2 separate regions of the Homo sapiens genome follow, and region 1 is linked to region 2. Evidence: chromatin loops called from intact Hi-C (ENCODE). Cell type or tissue: chondrocyte. All regions are shown on one strand. Links, peaks and the distances in the headings refer to the core of each region. The heading gives the core; the rest is flanking DNA. Region 1 has its middle 50 kb from the start of KCNJ18. Region 2 has its middle 34 kb from the start of KCNJ12.

Evidence for each region. Hi-C counts contacts between places; a loop is a spot of excess contacts. Peaks named below come from ENCODE experiments on the same cell type or tissue, not always from the same donor. Only the 100,000 strongest peaks of a DNase experiment are listed, where the experiment ranks them.
Region 1: a loop joins it to region 2, with 19 times the contacts of the local background. A loop is called at or near these places in 3 of 110 quality-filtered maps.

Annotation. Positions count from the first base shown.
Region 1 is chr17:21,738,160-21,746,481 of GRCh38, reverse strand. No RefSeq gene overlaps it. Among named protein-coding and RNA genes, the nearest start is that of KCNJ18, 50 kb to the right of the region's middle. In chondrocyte, for the core only: no CTCF peak of the experiment used is centred there; DNase peaks (open chromatin) are centred at 911, 4,011 and 5,481.
Region 2 is chr17:21,338,115-21,346,436 of GRCh38, reverse strand. No RefSeq gene overlaps it. Among named protein-coding and RNA genes, the nearest start is that of KCNJ12, 34 kb to the left of the region's middle. RefSeq lists enhancers at 530-1,087, 2,602-3,102, 7,315-8,250. In chondrocyte, for the core only: no CTCF peak of the experiment used is centred there; a DNase peak (open chromatin) is centred at 3,190.

The DNA of each region.
Region 1 (8,322 bases), core at 259-8,258, 400 kb before region 2:
CTAGCCCCTGCTCTGCCCTGGCTTTGCCGCCCAGGGCTCACGACCTTTCTTTCCCTTCTGATGTGTTTGTCGCATGTCAGTCTTGCTGGGAAGAAAACAAAGGAGATGCAGCCTTCAGCTTTTCCTTGTCACCTGGAGAGGAAGCCTCCAATGTCTTCCAGGGTGGGGCCTGCCCCAGAGGAAGCCACAGACACTGTGGGTGTCTTCTGGATGGCAGGAGTGACAATGGCAGCAGCAGCAGTCACAGGGACAGCAACGTTTGCCAGGCACTGTCCTGGCCTTGCCTCTTTGAATCCTCATCATGTCCCCAAATAGGTGTTATTAAGCCTGTTTCGCAGATGAGGAAATCAAGGCATAGAAAGGTGAAGTGGATTGCCCAGATTCACACAATGAGTAAAGATGTAGCCCTGGGAATGTCTGATGCCAGCAGCCCTGCTGTCTTCAGCAAGTTGGCAGCCTCAGGAGCCAGTGGGTACCAGGCTCAGGAGCCCAGTGGGTACCAGGCTAACTGCTTTGTCTATGTCATGGCCCTGAATCTCCACAACCACCACACCTAGGGCTGCTATCATCTACTGTCTTGGAGATGGGGAAACGGGGGCACAGAGAGGCAAAGCAACCTGCCCAAGGTCACACAGCAGGTAGGCAGCAGAGCCAGGAATGGGTCACAGCAGTTGGGACTCTGAAGAGTCCTCGTTCTTAGCTGCTGGGCAGGGAACCCTCTGGGCTCCAGGCCCTGCCGGGAGAGCAGGGCTGCAAGAGGCCAGTGTGGGCATCTTTGGGATGGTCCCTGTGGGAAAGTTCACTCTCTGAATCTTTGCTTCCTTGTGGTCCCTTCTGATGTGGCCAGAGGGAAGAGCAGAGACGCCATGGAGGTAGGCCTGGCAGGTGGAAGGCTGTGGGGAGGAACAGAGGGTGGCTGACCGGGATGCAGCTCTCTCCACTCCGGGAGGCCGTGAGCTCCTGCAGCTGCCTTGGGCTCTGGGCACAGGCCACCTCCTGGGCCTCTCTGGGAACCTGGATGTTTGGACACCCCCATCCTCTGGTCAGGGGTCTTAGGGAGTACTCACTTTACAGCAGCAACAGCAATAGCAATAATAACAGCGTGGCTGCCACTTCCTGAGCACTTACTAAGTGCCAGGCACTGCCCTAGGAGCTTACTCCTGGGAGGCAGGGGCCGTTCCCATTTCCATTTTACAGGGGAGAAAACAGAAGCACAGAGAGGGTGAAAGACTCACTTTCTAGGCCAGCAAGTAGAAGGGCCAGGGATTAGACTCTATGCACCTGGACCCTTCACTGCTAGGGAAACCAAGGCCAGAGAGAGGAAAGGGCCCACCCTGATGCCCCAGCACTGGAATAGAAGAGCCAGGATCAGAAATGCCAGGTGCCACCGAGGACAGAGGAATGAAGGTGGGGTCCCACGTCCCGTGCATGTTCCCTTAGCTCCCTGGGCCTCTGTTTCTCTGTCTGTAAAGTAGAGATGCTAACGGCACCTGCCCCAGATAATGGGTTTGAAGATTAATTGTTAATGCACACAAAGCACTTAGGAGACAGCCTGCATGCAGTAGGTGCCTGGTGCAGCCGCTGTCACCACTCTGCTGGGGCCCTGGGGCTGTAGTGCCGGCACTGGGTCTCTGGCGAGGCAGTGGGCAGCTGGGACATCCCCACAGTTTACAAGAGATAGCCTTGAGGTAGGACCCGCTCACCCAAGTGCGGCAGAGAGGACAGCCAGGCTTACATGACTGACTGCTCGGCGTCTACCCACACACCCACCTGGTGTCCCCTCACTGAGCTCCCTGGCCTGGTTGCTCATTGCGTGGGCCTCAGCCAAGGCTGGCCAGCCTGGCAGGATGAGGCATGTGGCTCGAACCCTTGGGGATGCCCCCTTGGTGGCAGGGAGGGCCTGCCCAGAAGGGACTCTCTGTTTATGGGTGTCACTGGCCAAGAAGCTGGCAGTGCTGACAAATCTCCTGTGGTCCTCATGCTGTGGAGGGCTCGTTCTCAATGCTTTATGCCTAACTGACAGGGCAGGCAACAGCAGCAGCCCATTCTGCAGATGGGAAAACTGAGCTGAGAGGCAAAGTTCCACAGCTGGTGAGCCGCAGGGACCCAGAGGCTGCACCTTGACCACCACCTAGTAAGTGGGGTACTTTCATTATTATGAGTTAATTACTGGGGAAACAGGCACAGAGAGGTGAAGTGTCTTGCCCAGGGCCGCTCAGATGGGAAGGGGGTGGAGCTGGGGTTGGAAGCCAGGTTCCCCAGCCAGAGGCTGCAGAGGTCCCCTTGCCACCCTCAGCTTAGCCATGCCCCCAGACCCCCCTGTGGCCCTGCCTGTCGGCTCACCTGGTCCTTCAGCATTCACCCCAGGCCCAGGCTGCTGTGTGCAGTCTCTGATGGGACAATGATCTTCCCAGGCCTCAGGGTGCCCATCTAAGAAATGGCCTTGAAGCCCCAGTCTTGGGGAATGGGGGTCTGCAGGTGGCCCACGTGCTGCCTGGGCTCCCTGATGCCCTCCTGTCTCAGCTGCATCCTTCTGGGCCTGATCTTGGAAGCATAACGGGGCTGCCAGGGCCCTGCGGGAGGCCCCTTGCAGCCTCACCTGCCGCCTCTGGAAATGCACGCAGCCCTGTGGGAGTGGGAGGCCCTGCCCACCCTCTGCGTCCTCGCCTCGCCCTGCTGTCCTCCCGAGCTGAGTTAGGGATTCGGGGTGCATTCTGCCCTCCCTCTCCCTCCTCGGGCCCTTTTCCTCCCTTTGAACTGTCTGTCTCGCTGCCAAGGAGGAAGCTATTCATAGCCAAGGTGATGCAAAATTCATCAAGTGTGGCTGCTGGGGCCGAGGCTGCCCCTGTGCGTGGCCAGCGCACCCCGACCACTCAGCACTCTTCCTCAGCAGGTGCGAGTGAGTGTGTGACTCTTTGTGAGAATGTGAGTGTGTGTAAGTGTGTAACTGTGATTGTGTAACTATGAGTATGTGTGACTCTGTGAGAGTGTGAGTGTGTGTGTGTAACTGTGATTGTGTAACTATGAGTATGTGTGACTCTGTGTGTGATTCTGTGTCTCTGTGTGAGTGTGTGACTCTCAGTGTGTGTGAGTGAGTTTGTGAGTGTGCGAGCGAGTGTGGGGGCACCTCCTCGGTCCTCTCCCGAGCTGCCTCTCTCCTGGCCTCTCCTCTGGGTCTCCACTCCGGACACCGAGCTCAGCACAGCTTCTTAGGAGGGAGCAGAGCTGGTGGCATTAGCCCATGTACTCTTCACGTTCTGGCCAATTCTGGGCAGGGCTTCTTTCTCCCCTTACCTGGATAACAGTTTGTTGTTCTAATTCTCAACAGTGAGAATTAGACACAACAGTGGTCATACCTCTGGAGCCCACACCATGAGCCAGGCGTTGTTCTCACAGACTCATTCCATCTTCACAATACCCTATGGGGTAGTGGCGATTACTACCTGAATTTTACAGGTGGGTAAACTGAGGCACAGAAAGGCTGGCTAGGGCAGCTGGGGCCTGAGGGTGGGGGCTGGGAGGTGGAGGAGCTGGGATTTGAACCCCTGTCTGTCAGCTTAATCACCACTGCTTACCCAATGCACCATTCTGCCTCCCTCTCCATTGGACCTGTGGGTAGATCCATAGATTGATTGATTGATTGTCTTCCCCAGGACTCCAGGTGCAGAAAGATTCTGGTGCTGGAAGCTTCCTAGAGGACTGGTCTCTATCCCCTTCCCAGAGGTAGGTGAGGACCAGGGAGGAGACATGAACTAGCCAGGGAGGGAGGGCCGACCCCACCTGACTCCCCACTCTGGCTCTGCTCTTGGCCACTGCTGGGGCTGTGGCCACAGGCGTGGCCTGGGTTGGCCGGGCACCTCCCCTGGCAGGGCAGCCAGCCTGAGCTGCATGGGCCGTCCTGCAGAAGCATGGTCTGGGGATGGTAATGAACGCAGCAAATGTTTCACTTGCTCTGCTTCTGGACCCCCGTGCTCAGCGCTCCTCCCTCACAGCAGCCCCGGGGGCGTGGGTGTCCTTCTCCTCCCCAGCAGGTCCGGATCCAGAGCCCCGCCTCTCAGCCTTGTCTCTGCGTGGGCTACTGTTTCTCCTGTGTCCCTGGTTGGGGATTCCCCCGTTTTTATTGAGGTAAAATTCACATAAGGTAAAATGGCCCTTCTTTTTTTTTTTTTTTTTTTTTTTTTGAGACAGAGTCTTGCTCTGTTGAGCAAGCTGGAGTGCAGTGGCGCAGTCTCAGCTCTGCAACCTCTGCCTCCTGGGATCAAGCGATTCTCCTGCCTCAGCCTCCCGAGTAGCTGGGATTACAGGCAAGCTCCACCACCCCCGGCTAATCTTTGTATTTTTAGTAGAGACAGGGTTTCACCATGTTGCCCAGGCTAGTCTTGAACTCCTGACCTCAGGTGATCCACCTGCCTTGGCCTCCCAAAGTGCTGGGATTACAGGCGTGAGCCACCGCGCCCAGCCAGAAATTGCACTTCTTAAAGTGTACAAATTAAGTGGCATTCTGCTCACGATGTTTTGCCGTCATCACAACTCTCTAGTTCCAAAACGTTTCCATGGCTCCAAAAGAAGATCCCGTGAAAATGCGGCACACTCACTCCCCGTGTGCCCTCCCCCGAGCCCCTGGAAGCCTCTGAGCTGCTTTCTGTCTGTATGGGTTTGCCAGTTCTGGGCATTTCATATGAATGGAACCCTAAGCATTTGTCCTTCTGTGCCCTCAAAGTCTGTGCATGTTGTACCAGTGCCGGAATGCCACCCTCTTCATGTCATGGATGAAAGACATTCCATTGTGTGGACACACTTGGTGTGTTCATTCATCTGTGGGTGGACTCAGGGCTGTTTCCACCTCTTGGCTACTGTGAACAGCATTGTTATCAGCATTCATGTACAAGCTTTGTCTGAACACCTGTTTTGATGCTTTTGGGTAGAGGCCCAGAAGCGGAATGGCTGAGTTGCTGTCCCTGGTGTTTAATGGTTTGTTTTCTTGCTGTCCAAGGCCTTAACAACAGTCCTCATGGTCTCATCCTGTCTGTGTCTTCCCTCTGGGCTCCCTACCTGCCCATCGGTCCAATCCAAGGCTGCTTTTTACTCCTCCCTCCCTAAAAACCAGGAGCTCCAGCCAGGGACCCAGGACCCCAAGGGACAGGCTCCAGATGAGGAAATCAAGGTTCTCAGGGGAAAAGGGTTTCACCCCACAAGTTGGAGTGGAGCTGGGATTTAACCTTAGGCCCCCTCCCCCCACCCTGGACCCCTAGGTCCTGGTTCTTTGTGCTGTAGCTGCATGTCCCACATGGGGATATCACTCCCAGAGAGAGCTGGCCACATTCCCAGCATCTCATCTGTTGGGCGTTGGCTTTCCTGGAAGATCCAGGGCAGGACGTGAGGCTCTTGTATGAAAACAAGCCTCAAGTGGACTCTGCAGCAGAATGCCAGCCTTGCATACACTTCCAGACTCAGTGAACGGCATCCAAGAAATGTCATGGCTTGAATGGGCAGGGACCCCCTGGGACTCCCTTGGCCCAGCCCCCGGCCTCAGCTGCTCCATGACTTAGAAGCGGGGAAGCTTTGAGATGGCCTCCTCAGGGTGCGCTGGGGAGGTCTCTTTGCCATGTTCAGAATTCGCCCTGGCCTGGGCTCCCCTGGAGCTCCCTTGAGCTTCTCTGAACCCCTAGGTGACAGGGGAAGAAACCCTCAGATGGGTGATCACGGCCCTTCCCGCCCCCTGGTCCCAGGCATTGATGGGGCTGTGGCATTTGCTTTTCCTTCCTCCAGGGGTCCTGGCTCCACTTAGCTTCCCACTCCTCCTGCCCCCTCCAGAGCAGCTGCGTCCCTGCGATCAATATGGAGCTGATCAATCTATCTGTCCCTCTGCTTGGCTGAGGAAGCCAGCAATGATGGCCACCTTGGGACCCCATGAGTGCTCCTGAGACTGTGGCATGTATCACCTCCTCACTGCACAGGTGGGGAAATTGAGGCCTCCAGAGGGTCAGGGCTTCCCAAAGCTCCCAGCAAGTCTGTGGGGTGGGAAGGGCTGGAACCTGCTCAGCTGGCTTCTCTTTCAGACATCACGTCTGTGATGCATATGGTCCTGGGTGCCCTGTGTCCCCGTGGCCATGCCTCAGGGGTCCTGAAGTGCTAAACCATGAATTCATCAAATGTTGACTGAGTGTCTGCTCTGGGTTGGGCAGGCCCTGTGCATCCAGGGATGCCTAAGACAAGGACCCTGCCCTCACGACGGAGCTGATGTTCTCATCGGGAGCGGGACAACACTGAGATGTCAGGTGGTAGTGAGCACTGTAAAGAAAAATAAACCAGCGAAATGGGAAGGAAAAGGTCAGGGAAGACCTCCTGGAGGAGACATTTGAGCAGATGCCTGAAGACAGTGCGGGATGAGTCACAAGATGCCAGCAGGAAGAGCTTTCCAGGCAGGGAGCAGCAGTGCAAATGCCCTGTGGTCGGCATGTGCTTGGCACTTGAGAAAGTTGCTTCAGAGCTGGCAGAGCTCACAGGCCTGGCCCCTACTGTAGGCACTCAGCCTGGCCTCCATGGATTCATTCCACATACTTTAAACATTCCAACTAGGGGCCAGCATTTTCAAATCTAAGATTTGTTTCCATAAAAAGTCCTGATTTCCAGCCTTTCTTAAGAAATTGAAACCTAGAGTCAGGAGTGTCCACCCCTTTGGCCTGCCTTATCCACCCTCTTGCTTGAGTCCTGCAAGGGCTTGTGGCCCTGGCAAGAGGATGTGGTTGGGGCACAGATGGCACATGCGTTATCACAGGTTTCTGCTTCTTTATATTCTGTCTGGAGAAAAACACTGGTGATTGAAGCACGGTTGCCACCCAACGAGGCAGAACTGAAAGGTCACTGAACGGTCTTGACCACATTCTCCTGGTTGTCACCAGTTGCTGGCAGTTTGCAGCAATCTCTCCACCTTTGGAAAGTCGGGGGTGGGTGGGCGTCCACCGCCCCTTGCTGTAGCTGTGCCACCCCTAACTGAAATCTCGGGCAGGTCACTTCGTCACTTGGTCAAGGTCCTCCATGTTTCTGTGCCTCAGTTTCCTTGTCTGGAGAATGGGGGAAATGAACACTGGGCTGTCTAGCTTAGGACAGAAACAAGAGCAGTCAGGGGCTTTGATGCTTTAGGGCTAAACATCTTACTCATTTTCAAGTTATGGTGAGAGAGAGAATGTTTGGGGACGTGCCAGCCCTCAGATTTCAGCCAAACCCAAGCTGGCATTCAGAGCCTCTGAGGTCTCGGCATGGACACACCCAGTGTCCATCCCTTCCTTCTCCTTCCCATCTGGGGCCCCAGCCACCTGGCTTTATCTCCCACTCTGCACCCACTCACTGTGCGACTCATGCTTTTGAGCACCTGTTGTAGACCAGGCCCCTGCTAGGATGAGTGGCAGGCTGTGGTTTGAGCAGGCCCCTGGGGACGGGCCTGCTGCAGGCCTAGCTGTGCTCCCATCCTAGCCTGTCAGGTGGGCCCCATCCCACCCCCATGGGCCCCTGCTCTGACCCTCAGGTCATTTCCCAGTATCCTTTGCCCTCAGGCTTCTGCGCTTGGTGGTGGTGGGGGAGCGGGGCACGTCTCTCCTTATGTCTCTCCTCGGATGGCCTCCTAGCAGCGGCCACCTGCCCCCACCAGCCCCATGGCTCCAGACACCCCTGCCGAGGCTCCAGCTCCCTTCGCATGAACACAGCCCCTGGGACTGGTGACCCTGTTGCTTTCTTCCCTGCCTCCAGCCTGGGATGGCGGCTTCCTGCTGATTTCAATCCTGGATTCCTCCTCATCCCGTTTAGCTCTCAGAGCCTTTATCACAGTGTGACCAGCTCCCTAGACGCAATTCTCTCTGTTGGAGAGAACTGGAGGGCTTCTTTTTCCTGGCTGGATCCTGCCTGATTCCGTGGCCATGTCCTGACTGCACAGATCAGAGTGGTCTGGCTGTGGGCCTCTTTCCTTGCCTGAATCATGAGCTTCCTGAGGACGAGGACTGATGGGCTTCTTCCACAGTAATAGACTCAACTTCGAGGAGGCCTCAGTGATGTCACACCTCATGATGTCAGCTGATACCACTTCTGCAGCAGGCACAGCCAGGGCCAGTCAGGCAGCTCCAGGGCATGAAGTGTCTGTCCCTACCCCCAGCCCTGAGCATCACCTAGTGGCAGGGGAGGCCAAGAGGGAGACCCCTGGCCTGCAGTCTCCAGGGCAGAGAATCAGCCCAGTCAGCAGAGCCTGCTATGATCTCTCTCTTGCCCTCTCAGTACTGGCTGAGGAGGGGCCTGGACCCCAGACCCAGGACTCCTCTTCATTCTTGTTCC
Region 2 (8,322 bases), core at 12-8,011:
TCAGCCATTCCGCTTCTGGGCCTCTACCCAAAAGCATCAAAACAGGTGTTCAGACAAAGCTTGTACATGAATGCTGATAACAATGCTGTTCACAGTAGCCAAGAGGTGGAAACAGCCCTGAGTCCACCCACAGATGAATGAACACACCAAGTGTGTCCACACAATGGAATGTCTTTCATCCATGACATGAAGAGGGTGGCATTCCGGCACTGGTACAACATGCACAGACTTTGAGGGCACAGAAGGACAAATGCTTAGGGTTCCATTCATATGAAATGCCCAGAACTGGCAAACCCATACAGACAGAAAGCAGCTCAGAGGCTTCCAGGGGCTCGGGGGAGGGCACACGGGGAGTGAGTGTGCCGCATTTTCACGGGATCTTCTTTTGGAGCCATGGAAACGTTTTGGAACTAGAGAGTTGTGATGACGGCAAAACATCGTGAGCAGAATGCCACTTAATTTGTACACTTTAAGAAGTGCAATTTCTGGCTGGGCGCGGTGGCTCACGCCTGTAATCCCAGCACTTTGGGAGGCCAAGGCAGGTGGATCACCTGAGGTCAGGAGTTCAAGACTAGCCTGGGCAACATGGTGAAACCCTGTCTCTACTAAAAATACAAAAATTAGCCGGGGGTGGTGGAGCTTGCCTGTAATCCCAGCTACTCGGGAGGCTGAGGCAGGAGAATCGCTTGAGCCCAGGAGGCAGAGGTTGCAGACAGCTGAGACTGCGCCACTGCACTCCAGCTTGTGCAACAGAGCAAGACTCTGTCTCAAAAAAAAAAAAAAAAAAAAAAGAAGGGCCATTTTACCTTACATGAATTTTACCTCAATAAAAACGGGGGAATCCCCAACCAGGGACACAGGAGAAACAGCAGCCCACGCAGAGACAAGGCTGAGAGGCAGGGCTCTGGATCCGGACCTGCTGGGGAGGAAAAGGACACCCATGCCCCCGGGGCTGCTGTGAGGGAGGAGCGCTGAGCACGGGGGCCCAGAAGCAGAGCAAGTGAAACATTTGCTGTGTTCATTACCATCCCCAGACCATGCTTCTGCAGGGCGGCCCATGCGGCTCAGGCTGGCTGCCCTGCCAGGGGAGGTGCCGGGCCAACCCAGGCCATGCCTGTGGCCACAGCCCCAGCAGTGGCCAAGAGCAGAGCCAGAGTGGGGAGTCAGGTGGGGTCGGCCCTCCCTCCCTGGCTAGTTCATGTCTCCTCCCTGGTCCTCACCTACCTCTGGGAAGGGGATAGAGACCAGTCCTCTAGGAAGCTTCCAGCACCAGAATCTTTCTGCACCTGGAGTCTCTGGGGAAGACAATCAATCAATCAATCTATGGATCTACCCACAGGACCAATGGAGAGGGAGGCAGAATGGTGCATTGGGTAAGCAGTGGTGATTAAGCTGACAGACAGGGGTTCAAATCCCAGCTCTTCCACCTCCCAGCCCTCCACCCTCAGGCCCCAGCTGCCCTAGCCAGCCTTTCCGTGCCTCAGTTTACCCACCTGTAAAATTCAGGTAGTAATCGCCACTACCCCGTAGGGTATTGTGAAGATGGAATGAGTCTGTGAGAACAACGCCTGGCTCATGGTGTGGGCTCCAGAGGTATGACCACTGTTGTGTCTAATTCTCACTGTTGAGAATTAGAACAACAAACTGTTATCCAGGTAAGGGGAGAAAGAAGCCCTGCCCAGAATTGGCCAGAACGTGAAGAGTACATGGGCTAATGCCACCAGCTCTGCTCCCTCCTAAGAAGCTGTGCTGAGCTCGGTGTCCGGAGTGGAGACCCAGAGGAGAGGCCAGGAGAGAGGCAGCTCGGGAGAGGACCGAGGAGGTGCCCCCACACTCGCTCGCACACTCACAAACTCACTCACACACACTGAGAGTCACACACTCACACAGAGACACAGAATCACACACAGAGTCACACATACTCATAGTTACACAATCACAGTTACACACTTACACACACTCACATTCTCACAAAGAGTCACACACTCACTCGCACCTGCTGAGGAAGAGTGCTGAGTGGTCGGGGTGCGCTGGCCACGCACAGGGGCAGCCTCAGCCCCAGCAGCCACACTTGATGAATTTTGCATCACCTTGGCTATGAATAGCTTCCTCCTCGGCAGCGAGACAGACAGACAGTTCAAAGGGAGGAAAAGGGCCCGAGGAGGGAGAGGGAGGGCAGAATGCACCCCGAATCCCTAACTCAGCTCGGGAGGACAGCAGGGCGAGGCGAGGACGCAGAGGGTGGGCAGGGCCTCCCACTCCCACAGGGCTGCGTGCATTTCCAGAGGCGGCAGGTGAGGCTGCAAGGGGCCTCCCGCAGGGCCCTGGCAGCCCCGTTATGCTTCCAAGATCAGGCCCAGAAGGATGCAGCTGAGACAGGAGGGCATCAGGGAGCCCAGGCAGCACGTGGGCCACCTGCAGACCCCCATTCCCCAAGACTGGGGCTTCAAGGCCATTTCTTAGATGGGCACCCTGAGGCCTGGGAAGATCATTGTCCCATCAGAGACTGCACACAGCAGCCTGGGCCTGGGGTGAATGCTGAAGGACCAGGTGAGCCGACAGGCAGGGCCACAGGGGGGTCTGGGGGCATGGCTACGCTGAGGGTGGCAAGGGGACCTCTGCAGCCTCTGGCTGGGGAACCTGGCTTCCAACCCCAGCTCTACCCCTTCCCATCTGAGCAGCCCTGGGCAAGACACTTCACCTCTCTGTGCCTGTTTCCCCAGTAATTAACTCATAATAATGAAAGTACCCCACTTACTAGGTGGTGGTCAAGGTGCAGCCTCTGGGTCCCTGTGGCTCACCAGCTGTGGAACTTTGCCTCTCAGCTCAGTTTTGCCATCTGCAGAATGGGCTGCTGCTGTTCCCTGCCCTGTCAGTTAGGCATAAAGCATTGAGAACAAGCCCTGCACAGCATGAGGACCACACGAGATTTGTCAGCACTGCCAGCTTCTTGGCCAGTGACACCCATAAACAGAGAGTCCCTTCTGGGCAGGCCCTCCCTGCCACCAAGGGGGCATCCCCAAGGGTTCGAGCCACATGCCTCATCCTGCCAGGCTGGCCAGCCTTGGCTGAGGCCCACGCAATGAGCAACCAGGCCAGGGAGCTCAGTGAGGGGACACCAGGTTGGTGTGTGGGTAGACGCCGAGCAGTCAGTCATGTAAGCCTGGCTGTCCTCTCTGCCGGACTTGGGTGAGCGGGTCCTACCTCAAGGCTATCTCTTGTAAACTGTGGGGATGTCCCAGCTGCCCACTGCCTCGCCAGAGACCCAGTGCCAGCACTACAGCCCCAGGGCCCCAGCAGAGTGGTGACAGCGGCTGCACCAGGCACCTACTGCATGCAGGCTGTCTCCTAAGTGCTTTGTGTGCATTAACAATTAATCTTCAAACCCATTATCTGGGGCAGGTGCCGTTAGCATCTCTACTTTACAGACAGAGAAACAGAGGCCCAGGGAGCTAAGGGAACATGCACGGGACGTGGGACCCCACCTTCATTCCTCTGTCCTCGGTGGCACCTGGCATTTCTGATCCTGGCTCTTCTATTCCAGTGCTGGGGCATCAGGGTGGGCCCTTTCCTCTCTCTGGCCTTGGTTTCCCTAGCAGTGAAGGGTCCAGGTGCATAGAGTCTAATCCCTGGCCCTTCTACTTGCTGGCCTAGAAAGTGAGTCTTTCACCCTCTCTGTGCTTCTGTTTTCTCCCCTGTAAAATGGAAATGGGAACGGCCCCTGCCTCCCAGGAGTAAGCTCCTAGGGCAGTGCCTGGCACTTAGTAAGTGCTCAGGAAGTGGCAGCCACGCTGTTATTATTGCTATTGCTGTTGCTGCTGTAAAGTGAGTACTCCCTAAGACCCCTGACCAGAGGATGGGGGTGTCCAAACATCCAGGTTCCCAGAGAGGCCCAGGAGGTGGCCTGTGCCCAGAGCCCAAGGCAGCTGCAGGAGCTCAAGGCCTCCCAGAGTGGAGAGAGCTGCATCCCGGTCAGCCTCCCTCTGTTCCTCCCCACAGCCTTCCACCTGCCGAGCCTACCTCCATGGCGTCTCTGCTCTTCCCTCTGGCCACATCAGAAGAGACCACAAGGAAGCAAAGATTCAGAGAGTGAACTTTCTCACAGGGACCATCCCAAAGATGCCCACACTGGCCTCTTACAGCCCCGCTCTCCCGGCAGGGCCTGGAGCCCAGAGGGTTCCCAGCCCAGCAGCTAAGAACGAGGACTCTTCAGAGTCCCAACTGCTGTGACCCATTCCTGGCTCTGCTGCCTACCTGCTGTGTGACCTTGGGCAGGTTGCTTTGCCTCTCTGTGCCCTAGTTTCCCCATCTCCAAGACCTTAGGTGATAGCAGCCGTAGGTGGGGTGGTTGTGGAGATTCAGGGCCATGACATAGACAAAGCAGTTAGCCTGGTACCCACTGGGCTCCTGAGCCTGGTACCCACTGGCTCCTGAGGCTGCCAACTTGCTGAAGACAGCAGGGCTGCTGGCATCGGACATTCCCAGGGCTGCATCTTTACTCATTGTGTGATCTGGGCAATCCACTTCACCTTTCCATGCCTTGATTTCCTCATCTGTGAAACAGGCTTAATAACACCTATTTGGGGACATGATGAGGATTCAAAGAGGCAAGGCCAGGACAGTGCCTGGCAAACGTTGCTGTCCCTGTGACTGCTGCTGCTGCCATTGTCACTCCTGCCATCCAGAAGACACCCACAGTGTCTGTGGCTTCCTCTGGGGCAGGCCCCACCCTGGAAGACATTGGAGGCTTCCTCTCCAGGTGACAAGGAAAAGCTGAAGGCTGCATCTCCTTTGTTTTCTTCCCAGCAAGACTGACATGCGACAAACACATCAGAAGGGAAAGAAAGGTCGTGAGCCCTGGGCGGCAAAGCCAGGGCAGAACAGGGGCTAGGGAACAAGTGGTTCCCACAAAGTAGGTCCTGACTCTGGATCCCAGAATGTATCCCCTGGAAACCCTTTAGGCATTTGTGTCTGGTCCAGCCTCTGTGCCCAAGCCTCAGCCACCTGCCTCCCCAAGCTCACCTGCACACACACACCTCCGTGTTGGGGCCTGAGCCTCATTGGCTCACTTGGGAGTGTCTCACTTACTGAGTCCATCAGGGTCAAAGCCAGTTGGCTCAAGACAGATGCCAAAGGCCAGGTATACTTGGATCCCAATCTGAGAGCTTGTTAGGCTGCATAACCTCACCAACTCTGAGCCTTAGCAAACAACACAAAGCTGACAAGACCATCATGAACACCACTGGGAAAGAATCAGTGCAGAATCAAGGGTAGCTCCAGTCCCCTGCAGCCACAGGACACTTCACAACCCCTTTAGAGTTTATTCCCCACATACATACCACCCCGTGACCCCCATGACCTCTTTTTTTTTTTGGAGATGGAGTCTCACTCTTGTCGCCCAGGCTGGAGTGCAGTGGCGCGATCTTGGCTCACTGCAATCTCTGCCTTCTGTGTTCAGCGATTCTCCTGCCTCAGCCTCTTAAGTAGCTGGGATTACAGGCAGCCACCACCACACCCGGCTAATTTTTGTATTTTTAGTAAAGACAGTGTTTCACCATCTTGGCCAGGCTGGTCTGGACCTCCTGACCTCAGGTGATCTGCCCATTTTGGCCTCCCAAAGTGCTGGGATTACAGGCATGAGCCACTGCGCCCGGCCAACCCTTTTGTCTGTTAAGCCAAACTTTCCATTGGCTTCTAGCACCTTGTATGTGCTCCTGTCTGACTGTGTCTGTGTCCTCCATCAGAGCTCCTGGGAAGGAGACACCAAGTCAGATTTCTCCCTGTGGTCCCAGCACTACCCAGCATAAGGCCTGCATATCAGAGCCAGGGGAAGGGGCGGTGCTCAGAAAACGTTATTGATATAACTCAAGATTGATTTCACTACATCTAAATTGCAAATACGGCTGCAAATTATTTGCAGCAACTTCCACGAAGAAAGGACTCTGTCTCCCCTCCCTCAAGTCATGTGATTGCCATGCCAGTAGAAGGCAGAGCAATGCTGTGCCAGTTCTGAGACTAGGTGTCAAGGGGCCTTGCCCCTTCCACTCTTGTGCTGGGGACTCCTCTGCCACCTATGACCCAGCCAGGACTAGCCCACTGGGGAGTGAGAGGGCCCCTAAATCACCAGGCCCACATGTCCCAGCTGAGGCCACAGACAGTGACCAAGTGGCTGAGAGCAGCTGAGCCCAACAAACAACCGTGAGCTAATTAAAATTGTTGTTGTTTTCTACCCCTGAGTTTAGGAGCTGTTTGTTATGGCACAATACCTAACTGATACACACCATAACCCCATTTCACAGGGAGGAGATTGAGCTTTCAAGGGGGCAGAACTCAAGGCCTCATCTCCATCAGGGGCTGCAGCAGTGAATTAAAAGTACACACCCAGCTGGGCGCAGTGGCTCACGCCTGTAATCCCAGCACTTTGGGAGGCTGAGGCGGGCGGATCACGAGGTCAGAAGTTCAAGACCATCCTGGCCAACATGGTGAAACCCCATCTCTACTGAAAATACAAAAATTAGCTGGGCGTGGTGATGGGTGCCTATAATCCCAGCTACTCGGGTGGCTGAGGGAGGAGAATGGCTTGAATCCGGGAGCCGGAGGTGGCAGTAAGCCGAGATCATGCTACTGCACTCCAGCCTGGTAACAGAGCAAGACATTGCCCCCACCCCACACACACACACACAAAAAAGTACGTGCCCAGGCCGGGCACAGTGGCTCACGCCTGTAACCCCAGCACTTTGGGAGGCCGATGTGGGTGGATCACCTGAAGTCAGGAGTTTGAGACCAGCCTGGCCAACATGGTGAAAACCCGTCTCTACTAAAAATACAAAAATATTAGCTTGGTGTGGTGGCGCATGCCTGTAATCCCAGCTACTCAGGAGGCTGAGGCAGGAGAATCACTTGAACATGGGAGGCGGGGGTTGCAGTGAGCCGAGATTGCGCCACTGCACTCCAGCCTGGGCAACAGAGGGAGACTCCGTCTCAAAAAAAAAAAAGCGCAACCCCAGAGGATGGGTAGCTGTGACCGTTTCTGCCAGCACTCTTGGTTGCATCATTAAAAGCCTCATTAATAAAGACGTATTGTTGCAGATAAAGCTCAGACCACGGGTACCTTCTAATTGCTCCTGACATTTTTGCACTGGCTGTTCGTTGATCCAGCTGGCAGCCTGGCCCCCACCAGAAAGTGTAAAAGGGCCAGCCAGCATCAGCCTCTTCCCCGAGACGGAGCCACAGGGAGGGAGGCTTCTCCTTTGCCCAGGAAGCCAGCTGTGCCCTGGATGGTGGCAGAGGGGAGGGAGCAGAGGGGAGGTCGGAGCTAGTTTGGCTTCCCCTGTGCACCCTGCAGCCCCAGCCACACCAGGCTCGGCATTTTCCACTCATGCCTCTGCAACTGCTATTCTTTCTGCCTGGTGCACCATTCCCTCTTTCCTTGCTAGACCAGGTCCAACTCATATGCAGCCTCAAGGCCCCTCCAAGTAAATTGCTTTGTTGCCCCCACTGTCTGTCCCCTAGTTCCAGAAAAAACCCACCTCCTCTGCAAGGCTTCCCAAACCACTCAGCCCAAGACTGAAAGCTCCCCATTTCTCTCCACGAGTGCCCCTTGACTGTCATTGTGGCTGCTTGTTTCTTTGATGTCTGTTGGCTCCACCAGACTGAGTTTGGTGAGGGCGGGCTGTGGGCACGGTGGCATCTACAGAGCAGAGTCCGCCCACCAAGGGGCTCTGTGGACACGGGTGGGATGAGTGCGTGAGTAAATGAATAAACAGCCGAACAAGCGAACTCACTCACTCACCATCCTGAGGCTCACAAGCAGGAGTGGAGGCAGAGATCAGTAGATAAGCGACGAGGGGCCTGAGGCCCCCACAGGCAGTGGGACCCAGCATCCCAGGAACACAGAAGCCAATGACCCAGCCGTGGCGCCAGAGGCCAGCCTTGCTGGAAGAGGGCTCCTGGGCTCAGATCTGTGCTCCCTGCTAGCCCCACTTGTGAGCCTCGCACTGGTTACTTTCCTCTCTGTGCCTTGGTTTCCCAACCACAAGGTGAAGGTGATGGTAGCTGCTTAGGCAATAATTGTGGAGCTCATTGTGGGTTGGTATAGAAAGTTGGTGGACCGGAGCTGGCTGTGCCAATGTTGGTCATTGTTTTTGAGTATTTGCCATGAGCAGATGCTGGGCTCACACTGGCCCCAGGAGACAGTGCTAGGATGCCCATTTTGTAGGTGAGGAAACTGAGGCACAGAGAAGTAAAGTAACTGGCCCAAGGTTACACAGCTGGTAAGAGGCAGAGCCAGGGTTCGAACTGAACCCTCTCTCCACAGCCCAG